2 separate regions of the Mus musculus genome follow, and region 2 is linked to region 1. The links are chromatin contacts, found by POLR2A ChIA-PET in ENCODE. All regions are on one chromosome and are shown on one strand. The core of a region is the stretch at or near the end of the contact, and the rest is flanking DNA. Distances in the headings are between cores, read along the strand shown.

Region 1 (3,856 bases), core at 400-2,899:
CCATCTAATTGACTAGAAGCAGTTACTGAGTTACAGCATGAAGAAGCCACATTTATAAACTCACTGCGGTGCGCCTTGCCAAATCAGGGTGTTCTTGATAAAAATTCTTCTCAAATTTGGGCAGCTCATCAAGATTCCACTTCTTTTTAACTAGTTTCTCCCCAGGATTTCCAAACTTCTTTCCAGAGAGGGGTCCTGTTCTACTCCCTCCAAATCGAGGTGCACCAAACCTACACACACACAAAACAAAAGTTGGGCACATTGTGAAAGATACTGCATGAACAGGTTTGCCCTCACATTTCATCTGCTGCCTTTTGATAGAGCCAAAGTGTGCTTCTGGAATCCTTCCCAACTGTCATTCTAAGGACAGCCACAACTGGCAGCGTTTCTTTTCTGAAGTCCCAAGCACACTCTACTGAGGCCAAATAAACATCGTGGGTTTATCAGGTGGCAAACAGCCCAAACATCTGACCAGATTACAAGGACAAGAGTTAGAGCCTCCATCTTCTCTCCCCACAGAGCTTAGGCATTAGCGTCTAGGAGCTGGGCAAGAAGGGAGGAGCTTAGGAAGGTTATTTTTGCCCGTTTTCATCAAAGGACCTAATCTTAAAGAAATAACGGGGCCGCAAAGGCAATGTGAGCAGCTGAACGAGGCTAGCACGGCGGACAGGGTAGAAAGGGGAACAGGCGCCAGCGAGCCGAGTCTAGGGAAACGCCGCGAACGGCTGCAAACCAAGGTAACAAAATTATATAACGCGAGGGAGAAAAAGAGGAGGAGCCGAAAGCAACCGGGGGAGGAGTCCCGGCCCGGGCGGCGTTCCCGCTGGGGCGGCGCTTCCTTCTTTGTCTCGCATTTCTCTCTGCGCCACATTTTCTCGCCGCTGCCATTTTGAGCTCCTCCGCCGGGCGGGGTAACAAAGGCGCCGCCGCCATGTCCGAGGCCGGCATTTTGTGGCTGCGGCTCCGCCACATGGCCGAATCCGCCGGCGTAGGCCACCCAACGGGGCACAGGGGACCTCGAAAGCGCCCCTTCTTTCCCCCGGGGATACCGGAAGGGGGGGCCCCCCTCAAAAAACAACCCAACGAAAGATTGCGCAAACGACGCCGGGAACCGCCTCAAAGGCGCGGCGCTTCCCGACCGAAAACACTCCTCCGGGTTTCCCTCAACAGCCGCGAGGTCGCCGGGCCGCCCCGGGTCCCGGCCCACCCTCCCGGACCAAAAAAAAAAAAAAAAAAAAAAAAAAAAAGGTTGAACGCCATTACCCGAAGCGTAGCCTTTAACGGCTTTTAACCGGACGTGTGACAAAAGCCAGGCCTCCTTTCAGGAAGGGAAAAAAAAAAATCTAAAGGTCGGTTGGGAAGGCGAGCCTTCGGCCGCGCCGCTCTCCCATCCCCCACCCGGCCTGACAGGTCTCTTGTCACACTCACCCTCGATCCCGGCCGCGGTCTCGGTCACTAGAATAACTCGACATGGCGTCAATGGTGGCGGTGTGCGGGCGGAACCCAGTGAAAGTAGAATCCTGCGGCGACGAGTCGCGGAGAGAAGGCCTCGGCGACGGCGAAGCCTCTGCGGGGGCGTCACCAGCGGAGGGGCCGGTGGTGTCGAGGGCCGGAGCTGCGAGGGCAAGGACCGATGGAAATGAATGAGGTGCCGGCTGCGTCCCGGCAGCCGCTTTTATAGTCTGGACCGCCTCCTCGCCGCAAAGCACGCTGGGAGCCGCTCTATGACCTAATCACCCCGCCCCCCTGGCTCGGAGGCCCTCAACGCCCGCCCGCCCGGGTTCCGGAATCCGCCATGTTCTCGCCCCTCCCCCTCCGCGGGCGGGCGCTCCCTCCCCGGCGCCCGTTTATTACTCGCTTCACGACTGGGTGACACCACTAGAATGCCTCGCCCCGACGCCCTTTTGGCGACACCGCCGTCTCTCGTCTCGCTACACCTCAGACAAGCTGCTTCCCCGTGGCCAGACGGTCCTTAAAATGGCCAGCGCCAGCCATTCCACCGACTCTACTTGAAGATGTTTACGTCTCCACAGACTCCCCCCACGCCCATAACCGAAGGAGACCAGGGAGGCGGAGCTTGGCCTCATCACGTGATCGGACCCAGGGCAAGGCGGATCGCACTACTTCCTCGCTTGGTCTCTCGGCGGAGGAACACCAAACCACCAACTCACCGGAAGCGCGGCTCCAACGCCCCCGGGGAGATCGGCCGGGCTGCTGGGTGACCTGGCTGCCCTGCCCGCCGATCTGAGAACCCGTAAGCGGGATCTTGACCGCGGGGAATGGTATCTGGAGCCCGCAAACTGCCGCCTCAGCGCGTGCTGCGAGGAAGTGCTCCTCTGCTGTCCAATCAGCGTCGAGAAGCCGTTTTAACGTCCCTCCCTCTTCCACCCCTCCTTCCCCGCTCGCTAGTGTCTGCCCCCTCCTCCTCCCGTCGGCTCGACCGAGTTCGACCCTTCTGGGACACCGTCGCCCGCGCTCTCGTCTTGGAGTCCGGCCGCGACCTCTCCTGGCAGTATGGCCAGCTCAGAGGCTGGTGAGTCTCGGCCTGGAGCCCTGGTGGTTTTGTACTGCAGCATTCCGCGGACCTTGGGCTGAATCTGAACCGCGTCTGCGCCGCTGCGGAGGCTCGGGACTGTCGGACACTAGTTGCAGTCGCGCGCGCGGTGGGGGGGGGGGTTCTATGAATTTAGGGTCTCAGCCTCGAAACCTCTTGCGGTTTCCAGACGTGGAACTGAGACTTGGGATGAGATAGGAACTCTTTGTCGAGCCTGGGACACCCGCATCCTGTCTATATAGAGCAGTCAAGATCCTTTCTTGGATCCGAATTTTTGTGGGGTATCTATCCACAGACTGTCTCTCTTTCCCCTTGCTTTGTTTGGACTAAGGCAGAACTTATCTTTATATTGATTTTTTTTTCCTTTTTGAGGCATAGCACTCATAAGTTCTTTTGATGCCCTCTAGAGTAACTGGCATTTTCTAGTACTGCCTTTGAAAAGCCAATTGATTCGGTTGTCTAGGACGCTTTCCTCTCTTTCCAAAATGGTTGTCATGGCTTGGTCAGCTGTGCGACATAGGCATCGGGAAGAGGGCATACTGGGCATGACATATTCAGACTATTGTCTCCAGAGCGTGTGTCAGTACTGGAAATGTGGCCAGTTCCAGTCATTTCAAGATTCAGGGGTTTCAAGTTTTGGAATTATTGCTGAAATCCTTAACCTTAGTCCTGCACTATCTAGGGAAGGGCAAGAGCTGGTTTTGGAAAACAATTAATGTGCTAATTTAGAACTTAGCGATTTGGGTTTTTTTTTTCTTCATTTTTTACCTTCGTATACATCAAATATAATAAAAGGAAAACTAACAAATGCATTAGTGTCGGTGTTGTCATTATTCAAGTTCCTAACAGCCTAAATTAATCCCTTATTTGGGCACCCGAGAGATCTTAACTTACACAAGATAATTGGGTAAAAACATGTCTAAAACTATTGGGAATTCTGAGCCACCTCCGTTAGTTTCTAGCAACTTTTAGATTATCATTTACAGCTGACTTATGACATTCCTGGTTACCTATAAATTTATTGTAACTAAAAACACCCATGTGAGTATAAAAATACTGGCAAATAGGATTTTAGGTTACAAGAATAAGAGTTGGGTTGGAACAGCTGTTTTGACTTCAAAGAAGCTAGCTAGCACAGGAAATTATCTTAAATACATCTTTTGAGAACTTGCCTGGTTGAGTCTTTGAAATTTCATAAGAGTCCTTATCTTGTACAGTTTCCAATGTATATTCTTGTGCAGCAGTGATTTTTAAATGTACATATATATGACTTTCTCTATTGCTATTGAAGACTGATTTCCC
Region 2 (3,912 bases), core at 1,195-3,694, 170 kb after region 1:
ATCTCCAATATTACAAGGGGGTGGAGAGGAAGAGGAGGAGGAAGAAGAGGAAGAAGAAGAGGAGGAGGAAGAAGGAGGGAGGAGGAGGAGGAGGAGGAGGAGGAGGAGAAGGAGGAGGAGGAGGAGGAGAAGAAGGAGAAGGAGAAGGAGAAGGAGAAGGAGAAGGAGAAGGAGAAGGAGAAGGAGAAGGAGAAGGAGAAGGAGAAGGAGAAGGAGAAGGAGAAGGAGAAGGAAGAAGAAGAAGAAGAAGAAGAAGAAGAAGAAGGAGAAGGAGAAGGAGAAGGAGAAGGAGAAGGAGAAGAAGAAGAAGAAGAAGAAGAAGAAGAAGAAGAAGAAGAAGAAGAAGAAGAAGAAGAAGAAGAAGAAGAAGAAGAAGAAGAAGTTGTTATTTTAACTGGAGCAGTGCTGGCCCACTGTGTAGACAGGATCAGGGGGAGACTCCCAGACCAGGCAGCTACTTCCTCTAAAAGCTGATACTGTGGCCTCTCCTTGGTCCCCACTCAGTAACTCCATCTTCCCTTAGTTCTGAAGCCCTGTCAAGTGCCCACCCAGCATCCCTCCCTACTCCATCTTGCTCCTAAATGCCTAGCTGCTAAAGAAAGGGAGCACTGGAGTCCTTCACTCCTGCTAGAGTGATTTAAAGGGCTTCCCAAGATGCAGAGCTGCCGTTCATTCCACAGTCTCACCCGATCTAATGGATGGTTTTCCTTGACTGACCTTCGGGCTTCCTTTTTGGTTTTCATGTAGTCCAGGCTGGTCTCAGATTCATAATGTAGCTGAAGATGGCCTGTAATTTCTGATCCTCCTGCCTCTACTTCTCAAGTCCTGGGACTCCAGGTGTGCACTACCACACCTAACTTATGCATTGGCAGGGATCGAACCTAGGACTCTGTGTGTGCTCAGCTAACCCACTGAGCTGCATCCCCAGGCCCCAACCTCATGTATTTTGTTCTAGTGATGGAAAGGTGACCACTGGTTTGCAGTATTCTTATTGTTTGTGGTACTAGGATGTGAGCCAGGGACTCACACATGGTAGGCAAATGCTCTACTATTGAGCTCCGTTCGCAGCCCTCTTTTTATTTTTATATTATTTTATTTGTTGATGGGGTTTTTTTTGTTTGTTTTTTATAAATTGGAGGGAGGGGAAGAGCGTGTATGTATCCTGTTGTAAATGTGGAGGTCAGAAGACAACTTTGGGGAATTGGTTCTCTCATTTCACCATATGGGGTCTAGGGGTCAAATCATGTCTTCAGGCTTGGCACTTTACCCACTGAGCCAGCTCACTTGCCCTTATTTACTGACAGGGTCTCACTATATAATCCAAACTGGTCTGGGTACATAATTTAGAATAGCTTCAAACATGTGATCCTCCTGCCTCAGCCTCGCAAGTGTTACCTTTGTCTCCGTGTGTTTTCACACACCCTACATCTGAGCCCACCAGCAGGTCCTATGACCTCTCTAATCTGCCTATCACTCTCACTGCCACCACCAGTGGCCCAAGCCACCAATCTCTCCCTGGACTGGTCTCCCTGATTCCACATCCTGTCCTCACCATCTTCGGGTAACTGTCACTCCAGCTCTCCAAGAATCCCTTTACGGACATCTCAATTAAAAGCCAGTGCTTTCCTTTCCCGTGCAGTGTAGAGTAAAAGCCAAAGTCCACGCTACCATAGAGAAGCCTCTCTGGTTTTAATTCCTGCATCTTCCCCCTCCTCACACACTCTATTCAGCTCCCTATCCTTTCTCTTATTCGCCAACCTGTCCACACATGAACATCCGCAACCCCAGGGCCTTTGCATGTACTCTTTCCCTTTCCCAGAAGACTCTTGGCCTCCCCCCCACCCCAATTCCCTCTCTCCTCTTCTCCAAATGTTTGCTCAAAATTCCCTTTGCAGCAAAAGCTTCCTCGGCCACCCCATTTAATAATTTATACTTCCCTCATACCCAGAATTCATATTCCCCCCCCCCAGCTTTGTCCTCTCTACTTAGCATTTATCACTATTTTGCATGCTATAATGTTTTACATTTCTGTTTAGATTCCCAATTGTCCCTCCCAGTGGGACATAGTCGCTATGAGGACATTGGTGGATAGGCTTTGTTTACTGCCATAGCCCAGCATCTTGAACAGGGCCCGGAACATAGTAGTTATTTAACAAATATTTATTAAGTCAGTGAATGAATGGACCCTTGCCCTAGATCTTTTCCTGATTATCTGTGCCCAAGAAGCCAGTGATCAATAATGGTTGCTAAGCACCTGCCAAAGGTCAGAGTTGCAGATGAAACTATGTTCCTCTGCGCTCTCCCACGGTGGGTGCAGGGACCTGGGAAGGGCGGAGAGCTGCGATAGATATCTCTGACAGGGAAGGAAGATGGGATTCAGTACTAGAAATAAGAGGAAGGATGTCTCCGCCCGTCTGCTCCGAGGCTGAGCCCTGCCTGGCAGGCTGCCTGCTCCCAGAAACAGGAAGTATCCAGAGGGGAAGTGACTGCAGACTCAGAGAGGGATGAAATTCCCTGTGCCTGAGACAGAACACTTGAAGCTAGTCACTCTGGAGTCTTCCAAGAGTCCATGCCTGGGGGATGAGTAAAATCCATTCCACGGTGCCTCCGTGACTCATTTTGGACGGCAAGCGATCTGCAGCTTCAAGTCAGGGCGAGCAGGTGCTTCCTCTTCTGGGGTCCCCAGCTGGGGTGACTGGATGCTGAACCAGGGAGGGTGGGTGGTACCATTGGACTGCTTCTGTGCCAGCATCTCCCAGAGTGGAAAGTGTGCCCCTCAAGAGGCAGGTAGGAATTGGTGCTCCATGGACCATAGCTTCTAGAAACAGCTATGCAAGAAAGTATTCCTGAGATTAAGATCTAAAGATCAGTCTTGGCTTCCTTGACTCCAGGCCAGAGGTAAACAACCTACAAAGCCATTACGTCTTTGCAAACCTACCTTCTATTTGTTTAGCTATGTGTCTAGAGACAGAATAAAAACACCCTGATAAAAACAACTTGAGAGAGAAAAGGTCCACTTTAGCTCACGGTTCCAGGCTACCGTCCATCATGGCTGCAGGAGTTTGAGGAAACCAGCCCACAGATCTATAGTCGGAAGAGTAGTAGAAAATACAAGCATGCCTATACTCAGCTTGCTTCCTCTTCTTATACAGTTCAGAATGCCCTGTCTAGGGAATGGTTCCACCCACAGTGGATCTCCTCGCCTCAATTAATATTATCAAGGGACTAGAGAGATCTCAGCCATTAAGGGCACTTGATGCTCTTAAAGAGGACCCAGCTTTGATTTCTAGCACCCATACAGTGGCTCTCTGCTCCATTTCCAGTGGATCTGCTGTTGTTCTGCCTTGCTTGGCTCTGAACTGTTGACCGAAGGGCTATAAGGTCATAAAACACATACCAGGAAACCTGTGGTGAAAAAATAAGTTGGTTGTTTAAGGACAGCACAGAAAACACAGTGCTCAGGTGGAAACAGGCAGAGACATCAATTCATTTCCAGAAGAACAGAAAACCACCCTGTGTAACCACACTGATCTACCTACAGACAAGCCCTGGGCTTTATGTTTATGATGAAGCGCAGTGGGCAGCTCAAAGCGAGGATGTTATTATGAGCATTTAAATCATGCTAATAAAAGCTGCAGTTGTTTTTAATCCCTTCCTGAAAACCAAAGCAAGCCATCTTTAAGCCTGCCCTTTGATAAGAGTTTAAAGATAGCAGGAGGTGTCATTCCCACGTGTGGCTTCTAGCTCGCTTATTTACAGAGCAGAGCTCATGCGTTAAGAATTTCCAAGGCTTGGGGCTGGAGAGATGGCTCAGCAGTTGAGAGTACTGGCTGCTCTTCCAGAGGACCTGGATTCAATTCCCAGCACCCACATGGCAGCTCACAATTGTCTATAATTCCAGTTCCAGGGGAT

Evidence for each region. ChIA-PET counts read pairs that join two places held with the same protein, here RNA polymerase II (POLR2A).
Region 2: POLR2A ChIA-PET joins it to region 1 with 24 read pairs in Patski. The contact joins the enhancer-like site here to the promoter of Ddx5 in region 1. POLR2A ChIA-PET finds 5 or more read pairs at or near these places in 3 of 5 experiments (Patski and embryonic stem cell).

What each region holds. Positions count from the first base shown.
Region 1 is chr11:106,786,845-106,790,700 of GRCm38, forward strand. Ddx5 (DEAD box helicase 5) reads right to left here and starts at 1,650. Exons shown (of 13, transcript NM_007840.3): 1 at 1,429-1,650; 2 at 65-230. The coding sequence starts at 1,472. It overlaps Cep95 (centrosomal protein 95), which reads left to right and starts at 2,408. Exons shown (of 20, transcript NM_177088.3): 1 at 2,408-2,533. The coding sequence starts at 2,515.
Region 2 is chr11:106,955,114-106,959,025 of GRCm38, forward strand. No RefSeq gene overlaps it. Among named protein-coding and RNA genes, the nearest start is that of Smurf2, 36 kb to the left of the region's middle. Within about 2 kb of position 2,445, at least 1 of the 3 ENCODE cell types and tissues checked has a DNase peak (open chromatin) inside an H3K27ac peak, as active enhancers do.